Regions from separate parts of the Homo sapiens genome. Here region 1 is linked to region 2. The links are chromatin loops, found by intact Hi-C in ENCODE. Cell type or tissue: heart left ventricle. All regions are shown on one strand.

Region 1 (5,000 bases), 340 kb before region 2:
TAAAGCCAGATCTTCCTCAAAGAAGGTGGTGCACATCTGGTCTAAGGATGAATTTGCATTAGTCAGTACAATAATGAGTCTTTCAGAACATCTGCTTGGTAGGCCCCAGTGTGATTTGTTATGGAAACCTAGACAGATAGAACAATGAATTTCACCAACTAACTCCACATTTTTCACATGCTGAATGTTGAAAACACATTGCTTCTATATTTGAAACATATCTGAGTAATGTTCACTACCAAAAGTATCACAAAACCACAAAAACTAAAGAAAAATTAACAGAAAAAAGTAAATGTTAAAAAAATGAAAACAAAACAAAAAGGACAGAGAAGCCAAAATTCCCTCACCTTATTACCCACTGTCCTTAGGAAGTGAGAACAAGACATTTAGGAGCATTAGACAGAAGAGATGTTGCATTAATAAGAAAAAAGAAGAAAGAATTTAATTTATAGCATGATGATCAAATCAAAGACATGTTTTTTAAAGAAAACTAGAAATGTAAATTTCATGTTTATTAGTAAATGTCTGTGAAGATACCTACTTTTAAATGTGTGTGAGCATATACACACATAATATCTGCTGTGGAAATGTGATTAATTTATTAACCTCACTAAGCCTCAGCTTCCTCAAAATATGGGCATAGTCTTGATCTCCATGGTTTCTTTTAGTCCTATGGTTCTAGGTTGGTGCCAAAGTAACTGTGGGTTTTGCCATTAAAAGTAATGACAAGACCCACAATTACGTTGGCACCAACCTAATATGACTGAATTACTTTATGAAATATTTCACACATTGGGACATCTCAATGTTGCTGAGCCAAATCGCTGTAATTTTTATTTCTACCAATTTTCTTTTTAAACAATGGGTGTTTGAAGAGAAAATGACAATTTTCTTGAGCTAGGAATGTACACTAAAAGTAGAAGAGATTTTGGGTTCTTGGAATATCCCAAGAATATAAATCATCGGTTTCATGACATAATCTAAGACTGCAAATTAACTTTCTTTGTTTTGTTAAACACGTGAGGATAAACCGTTGAATGTTCTGTACAATTATTATACAGGTAGGCTTTATTTTAAGAATAGACATGTGCTCCCCTTCAAAAAAAGTATATAAAACACAGTTTATGAACTGATTAAAATACAGTGATCAACCATAATGTATAAACATCTTATTAAGATACTTTTTTAAAGCAAAGTACAGCTACCCACTGATAAATCATGATAAATCTGCATAGCTGATTTGTGTTATTTTTGGCTAGACTTAATGTCACTCTCTAAGACTCTTAAGAATTCAAAGACAAACTCAGTAAGTCATTAAAACATAGCTTCTCACCGTCTCAATGGTAAGATTGTGCATTATTTCCCACCCACACGTACTGTGACATCACTCATGAATTCATAGGCTCTCCATCCGATAGACTGCTCTAATTTTAAGAAAATGCTGGCTTTAAGTATAAATCTGTTTGCCTGATTGTTTCCGTGCATCCGGCAGTCTGAGCATGAAACTTCTCTCTGGTACACTTCCTTCACAGGTTAGAGAGTGACAGCCCAGAACCCAATATATTTGCACAATTAAATCCATTCTACGCATGGCCAGATGGGCTGAATCTCCTCTACTATACTATCTACTCTTAATTTTTCTTGTTGTCTTTGAAATTTTTAGGTGTTTTATAAAATCACATTCATGAAGCGAAGTCACGAACTGAGGTTTGAAAGAAGCTGAAAGAGTAGCAGAGCCCACATGTCCTATTAGTCTCCAAACACAAAGATTGCCTACTGAATCTTCCAGATCCCTCTCTCATGCTCTGCCTTACTGGTTCAGGCCCAACTGCAGAAGTGGTCTCCAGTTTACCCAGTTTCTAGACTGGTACTGGAGTGGTTTCCTCAAAAAACAAGAACAAAAAAACAAACAAAAAAACTCACCCCTGCTATGCTGTTCCCCTCCCACCCCTGTGCTCCTCTGCCTCCTCATCCTCCTCAGCTCTTCCCTCTGGAGCACTGAACTCCTGTCCCATGGCTTCCTCTGCCCCGACTGACCGGCAGTCCGTCCCTCTCCTGAATCCTCTTTACACAGACTTGTGTGTAAGCCTCCATCACACTGCACGGTATTTGTTTTTCAGTCTATCTATCCCACTGGACTGTAAACTCCTAAAGAATATGGGCCATGGCCTATTTACCTTGGGGTCACCAGGGCAAAGAAGACAGAAAGCATGTTTACAGGAAGAGTCAATGAATGATTTTCGACATTACAGACACGCTGGAGAGACAGACAGTCGTGTCTTTCTTCCTTCCATGGCACAGTGGTATGGTTCTGGGAGGGATTTTAAAAATCAGTTAGGAAACCTGGAAACTCTTTTTCTGAGCTGATCGACTTCACGTAAGCAATACGGGTCACTGCCCTCATCGCCTCCTCAGATCAGAGACAGCCTGACACAGTGAGGACCGGGAAGTCCTGTCCCTCTATGCACCCTACCTGGCTCTTTTAAATGGGCCTGCTGTGAAGTCAGAAGGAGAGTGAATGACATACCATTGGCTTCTCTGCCTTGACGGTTTTCACCTGGAGGCATTCTTCCCGCTTTGAGGTAGTGTTGCTGAGGTCCTGCTGCTCACCAAGGGCTCCCTGAGTCGGTCGGCCAGGCGACCTGGACTGTGAATGGCTGCCGGAATCTCTCGGGGGTGGCGGCCGAGGATGGATGTCCCCTCGCTGCTTCTTGGTGACATGAGCCTCTGGGCCATGCACTGTCTTCACATGTTTCCGGAGGGAGCTTGGGTCTGTGTAACGCTTAGTGCAGCCTGGGATTTTGCACACATATGGTTTCTGCCAAATCCCACAAGAACGAGGTAAGAGATTGTTATGAAAGAGACTATGCCCCAGCCCAAAAGTCCTTTATGGTTGCTCATTACATTTTTAATCCTTTCAAAACACTTTCACAAGGCTTTGAGGTGTTCAGATACCTCTAGGAACTAATAGTTTAATAAGGCCATTAGAACACTGTTCCGTGTCCATAGAATTTAGCTTTAATAGATTATGGCTTGAGAGAGAGGCTCAGGGAGAACTAAGAATGTGTAAATTGCCTTGATGTTCTTGGAAGCATTTACACTGTGAGTGAGAAGTATCACGGTGCCATAATAGGCACTCAATAGATATTTGATGATGATGATGATGATGATGACGATGACTATGAAGATGGCTTAAAAGACACCCATCATCTAATCAGGAGAAGACTGCACACCTTTCAGAAGAGATTGTGTGACAAAGTTTTTTATGGATGTCCTGGTTGTGAGATCTAATATCACTCTGATCCTTTTGAAAATGTGCTATTTATGCACAGGCATAATTTAAAAATTGCCGATGGCATCTCCCATGTTAGATGACACTAAAATGTGCTCCTTTGGGTAGCATTACAAGTGTGGGGATGTTCAGGGCTCAAAATAGCCAGAACCTTTCTGCTCTTTGAAGTTGGAAAGCCCTGTTACAGACTGTCCATGAATCCTCATCATAAACTGCAGAGGGCTGACGGATGTTCTGGGGACCAGGATTTCTGGTCTGTTTTCTTCTCCTCAGTGAATTTATAACTAAGGTCTATAAATTATTTCATGCTAATTTCATTTTCTATGTGGGTCAGTGATCAAGCCTAAGGATACAGTCATAAAAAATTATGCGGATGCTTATATAAGCGGATTATTTTCTGAAATCACAGAACTGCTGACCTTTGGCTCATGACCAACATCGGATTTGTGAGTTTGTTCACTTGGCTTAAAATATAATATACGCAAGAATGCTTTCATGAATATATATTTATATCTATGTATAGCAGAGGATGAGCTTTTACGTAAGCAAGCGTCATGAAAAGCAGGATTACTATAATGTACCTATTATATTTAAAAGGATGCCGTGTCTTGTAGAATGTATGTCTAAAAGATGCTTTTTCACTAAAAGCCCAAGAACAGACTGAGTGCTACCTAAAATGCTGAAATGTCCTAATGCAGTGAAGCAAAGATCCTGAAACTGAGAGGTTTCACCTCCAAACCTGAGACTCCTTTGGGCAGAATTGATTCCCATTAACTATGAATTACATCTATTCAGGAGCTTGTGTGATTTGCAGCATATATATATATAATAAGATGAGCACATCAAATTCTATGCATTAGGGACAAAAGACTGGCTCTGATAATTAGTGCCATTACCTTACAGTGTTCTGACACAGGCCCTATGCTTGCTCACAGCATTCCTGTGACAGGTTGTTCCATCAACAGGCAGACTGGGATATATGGGGCAGAGGTATGGAGACCAGAAGGAGAGAGGGAGCACAAAGCCTGCATGTTTGGAGAGCTACTCTTCCTGTAAATATATGGATGTACATTATGGGTTAGCTTAGAACCAAGGACGCAGCCAATATGTAATGAGATACAAATGTGTCGGCTCCTGCACTTCCAGAAACAACAGCCCATACAGGTGCACCTGTGCCCGTGTGCCCTTGTGTGTGAACATACACATTATCTACCCACAAAAATTCACAAATTCACAAGAATACAGGTTCAGGAAATGTATACCTCACAACAACATAACATAAACAAAATATATTAACCCTTCACACAACTTTTGCCCACAAATTTTGTTGTGATCAGTGACTGAAATAAAATATAATTAGAGACTAAGAAAAATGTTCTCAGACTTACTGAAGTGCAAGATTCTGCAAGCACAAAGTTGCATACAACAAAATTTAATCATAAGGAATACAAAATCTGATAGGAAAAATAAGAAGATGCAATGATCTGTAATATAAAGTGTGAAAGCTATGTAAGGATATAGACAGAGGAGGGATCATTTTTCAGCTAGGATAATCATGGGAGGCATCAGTTATTAAGATTCTATATCTGGGCTTAATGCCCAGCTCACGGGATTATCAGTAAGTGCTAAATTAGATCATGTACATGAAGTGCTTACCAGGATGCATGGAACATAGTAAGCACTCAATATACAGAGCTTTTATTAGGAG
Region 2 (5,000 bases):
CACACAAATGATAAGAAAGCAAAATAACTTTATTGCTGATAGGGAGAAAGTCTGCATGGTCTGGATAAAAGATCAAGCCAGCCATAACATTTCCTGAACCCAAAGCCCAATTCAGAGCAAGGCTCTAATTCTCTTCATTTCTATAAAGGCTGAGAGAGGTGAGGAAACTGCAGAAGAAAAGTTGGAAGCTAGCAGAGGCTGGTTCATGTGGTTTAAGGAAAGAAACCATCTCCGTAAGATGAAAGTGCAAGGTGAAGCAGCAAGTCCTGATTCGGTAAGTTACAGTAAGTTTCCCAGAAGAGCTAGCTAAGATCATTCATGAAGATGGTGACAGTAAACAACAGTTTTTCAAGGCAGACAAAATAGTCTTATATTGGAAGAAGATGCTGTCTAGGACTTTTAATGTCTGGCTCAAAAGCTTCAAAGGACAGGCTAATTCTCTTGTTAAGGTTAGTGCAGCTGGTGACTTTAAGTTGAAGCCAATGCTCATTTACCATTCTGAAAAATCAGAATGGTAGGACCCTCAAGGCTAATACAAGAAAATAGAATTATGCCAAATCTACTCTGCCTGTGCTCTATAATTGAAACAACAGAGTCTGTATGACAGCACGTCGGTTTACAGTATGGTTTACTGAATATTTTAAGCCCACTGTTGAGAGACAGGTTCTCACTCTGTCACACAGACTACAGTACAGTGGTGCTATCTTGGCTGACTGCAACCTCTGCCTCCTGAGCTTAAGCAGTCCTTGCACCTGCACACCACCATGTCCAGCTAATTTTTATATTTTTTGTAGAGACAGGGTTTCACCACATTGCCCAGGTTGATCTTGAGCTCCCGGACTCAAGTGATTCGTCTCCTTTGGCCTCCAAAAGTGCTGGGATTACAGGCATGAGCCACTGCACCCAGTGTGTTCAGGCTTTTCACCCATTTTTAAATAAAATTTTAAAGAACTGTTGCTGTCATTTTTGCTATTGAGTTGTTTGAGTTCCTAATGTATTCTAGATATTAATCAGGCGCATAGTTTGCAAATACTTTCTCCCATTCTGTATATTGCCTCTTCAGTCTACTGATTGTTTCCTTTGTTATGAATAAGTTTCATAGTGTGATGTAATCTCATTTGTCTATTTTTACTTGTTTCACCTATGCTTTTGAGGTCTTATTAAAAAACTCTTTGCCCAGTCCAATTTCATAAAACATTTCCTTCTAGTAGTTTCATAGTTTCAGGTCTTACATTTAAGTATTTAATTCATTTTGAGATGATTTTTGTAAATGGTGAGAGATAGAGGTCTATTTTCATTCTTCTTCGTATGGATATCCAGTTTTCTCCCAATAACACTTATTGAAGAAACTACCCTTTCTTCATTGCATGTTCTTGGTGACTTTGTTGAAAATTGGTTGGCTGTAAATGAACGGATTTATTTCAGGGTTCTCTATTTTCTTTCATTGATCTATGTGTCTATTTTTATGCCAGTACCATGCTGTTTTGGTTACTATAGCTTTGTACTATCTTTTGAAGTCAGGTAGTGTGATGCTTTGAGCTTCGTTCTGTTTGCTCAAGATAGCTTTGCCTGTCTAGGGTCTTTTGTATTTGCATATGAATTTTAAGATTATTTTTCCTATTTCTGTGAAGAATGCCATTGGTATTTTGATGGGAATGCAAACACAACATACCAAAACCTATGGATACATCAAAGCAATGCTACAAGGAAAGTTTACAGCAACAAACACCTACATCATGAAAGTTGAAAGATCTTAAATAAACAACCTAACATTACACCTCAAGGAACCAGAAAAGTAAGAACAATCAAGAAATGAGAGAAAAGAAGGAAATAAATAACAAAGGTTAGAGCATAAACAAACAAATAGGTTCTAAAATATGAAAAAATCAATGAAACAAAGAGCTGGGTTACTGAAAAGATAAACAAAATTGACATAACCTTAGCTAGCCTTCAAAAAAATAGAAACTCAACTAAATAAAATTAGAGAGAAAAAGGACACATTGCAGCTGATATCACAGAAATACAAAGGATCACAAGAGATTACCATGAACAACTAACTATACACCAACGAATTGTAAAACCTGGAAGAAATGGGTAAAATCCTGGACACATACAGCATGCTATGTTTAAATCATGAAGAAATAGAAAACCTGAACAGACCAGTGATGAATAACAAGATCAAAGCAATAATATAAAGTTTCCCATCAAAGAAAGCTCAGGACTTGACAGATTCACTGCTGAATTCTACCAAATATTTAAAGAATACCAATTCTACTCAAACTATTTCAAAAAACTGAGAAGGAAGGAATACTTCCAAATTCACTCTATGAGGCCAGCATTTCCCTGACACTCAAACCAACAAGGAAATTACAAAAAAGAAAACTACAAGCTAATATGCCTGATGAACATAAATGCAAAAATCCTCAATAAAATACTAGCAAACTAAATTCAACAGCACATTAAAAGGACCATTCACCATGATCAAGATGCATTTCAGCTCATCTTGGTTTTCAAATTTATTTACAGAGTAGTGCAAAGTAGTGCCTATAATTTTGAAAATGTCATTTATTTTAATGGTTATTGGTCCTTTGTCATTTCTTTTTTTTTTTTTTTTTTTGAGACGGAGTCTTGCTCTGTTGCCTAGGCTGGAGTGCAGTGGTGCGATCTCGGCTCACTGCAACCTCTGCCTCCTGGGTTCAAGAGATTCTTCTGCCTCAGCCTCCTGAGTAGCTGGGACTATAGGTGCACAACACCACGACCAGCTAATTTTTGTATTTTTAGTAGGGATGGGGTTTCACCATATTGGTCAGGCTGGTCTCAAACGCCTAACCTTGTCATCTGCCCACCTCAGCCTCCCAAAGTGTTGGGATTACAAGTGTGAGCCACCGTGCCCAGCGCATTTCTTATTTTTCCTTAAATATGTGTCCCAGTAGTTTGTCTATATTGATGATTTTTTTCCTCAATGAAAGAGCATTTTCATTTATTCATTAGTTGTATTATTTCTCTATTTTCTACCATATTCGTTCTGCTTTTATTTTATTTCTGTTCTTTTTGGTTTACATTTTTCTTTAGTTCAGCAGAGGTTATGATTTAATATTTACACCTTTATTCTTTAATTTTTATTTTTGTAAGGCTGTTGTTTAAGGCTATCAGTTTTCCTTATTTATTTGTATTCTATATATCCAATATTTAGTGTTATTATCATATGCTAGACATTCTGCAATTTCAATCTTTTTCACTTTTCACATGAGTTGTTTAGTAGAGAGGTTTTTAAAAACATTTTTAATGGCTTTAGAATTTTGCTATTAATTTTTCCTTAGAACTTGCCTATAATGTATTGAAATTTTCTTTGTGCTCTAATAAGATATAGTATGTCTCTGTGATTGGTCCATTTATGCTTTAGAAAAAGTTAACAAAACTTCATAAATATGAAACTTTCAATACATACCCCCAATGTACTACCTTAATGATTATTGTTTAGGATTTTTATAACATTACTTATTGTTTTATTCAGTTCAGGCTGTATCTTAGTCCATTCCTGCTGATATAACAAAATTGCATAAACTCAGCAATTTATACATAGTAGAAATTCATTTCTTCCAGTTCTGAAGCCTGGGAAGTCCAAGATGAAGGTATTGGCAACTTTGGTGTCTGGTGTCATATTTGTCATATTAGTTATCTTATTACTATTGCTATTATATTATATAATGTCCTCAGTACTTAGTTTTATTTACTTAGACTTCTACTATTCAGTTTTGTCTATTTTAAATGATATTATTTGACTCCCACAAATTATCTATGAAATAGTTTTATCTTTTCTAATTTATTCTTTTTATCTTCTGTGTCTTTCCATTTATTTTAGCTGTTCCTACTTTGTCATAACATATAATATTTTATACTATTTTTTCTTCTTTGTCTCCATCTTTCTTTTAGCCTTAGACTTAAACATATTCGATTATTATCACTCCTTTGCTAAAGCTTATCTGGCTATCTCTTGATTATATAAAGCTTGTCCTCTAGTAGCTTCCTTAAGAATAGCTTGTGAGTACAATATATCCTGAGATTGTGCACATATAAAATAGCCTTGGTATTTCATGGACAGCTTGGTCAGATATAAAGTTCTTCATTCACATTTTCTTTACTCCTTTCTTGAAAATATTGCACGACGGATGTCTTTCTTTGTATGTTTCTGTTGCAGTATCTTTCAATAACCTACAGATCTTTCCTTTGTAAGTCACTTGGTCTTTTGTCTATTGGTACAGAATCACTTTTCTCTTTTAAGTCTAATAATTTTATTATGGAATATCTTGGCAAGTAAAATTTTTAGGAACATGGATGGCTCCTTCAAGTATAGATTGGTATTCTTTTCTTTACATAAATTTTATTTATTGTGGTTTTAAGTATTTATTCAGTTCCATTGCTTTCATTTTCTTTTTCTTTAGGATTCCCATTATATCTGTTGGATCTTCTTTGCCTGTCTTTTATATCCAATTCTTTCAGTCTGATTCTATTTCTTTCTTTCTTTCCTTCTTTTTTGCCTTTTCTTTTTTTCTTCTTGAGACAGGGTCTCACTCTGCTACCCAGGCTGAAGTGCAGTGGTATGATCACAACTTACTGGAGCTTCAGTCTCCCCAATTTCAGGTGATCCTCTCACCTCAGCCACCTGAGTAGCTGGGATTACAGGTGAGTGTCAACACAACTGGCTATGTTTTGTTTTTTCGTAGAGACCGGGTTTTACCTGACAGGTGTGAGCCACCATGTCTGGCTTGATTCTATGTATTTCTGACATGATTATGTTATTTTTTACTCAGTTGTTTTCATTCTTCTTCTCAATTCCTCTTATTATAGCTTCATTGGATCTATTCTCCCTTTGACATCTTCCAGTTTTTTCATTTTCAGAAAATTTTGTCTTTTCTTAGTTTCTTCTGAGTTCTGTCAACTCTTGTTTCTTATGGTTATGTTTTTATGTCTTTTTTGCTTTATGTTTTTAAAATGTTCTA

Evidence for each region. Hi-C counts contacts between places; a loop is a spot of excess contacts. Peaks named below come from ENCODE experiments on the same cell type or tissue, not always from the same donor. Only the 100,000 strongest peaks of a DNase experiment are listed, where the experiment ranks them.
Region 1: a loop joins it to region 2, with 10 times the contacts of the local background. A loop is called at or near these places in 12 of 110 quality-filtered maps.

The regions. Positions count from the first base shown.
Region 1 is chr7:41,969,810-41,974,809 of GRCh38, forward strand. GLI3 (GLI family zinc finger 3) reads right to left here. Exons shown (of 15, transcript NM_000168.6): 13 at 2,528-2,818. Among named protein-coding and RNA genes, the nearest start is that of GLI3, 260 kb to the right of the region's middle. In heart left ventricle, no CTCF peak of the experiment used is centred here; a DNase peak (open chromatin) is centred at 2,657.
Region 2 is chr7:42,306,906-42,311,905 of GRCh38, forward strand. No RefSeq gene overlaps it. Among named protein-coding and RNA genes, the nearest start is that of GLI3, 72 kb to the left of the region's middle. In heart left ventricle, no CTCF peak of the experiment used is centred here; no DNase peak of the experiment used is centred here.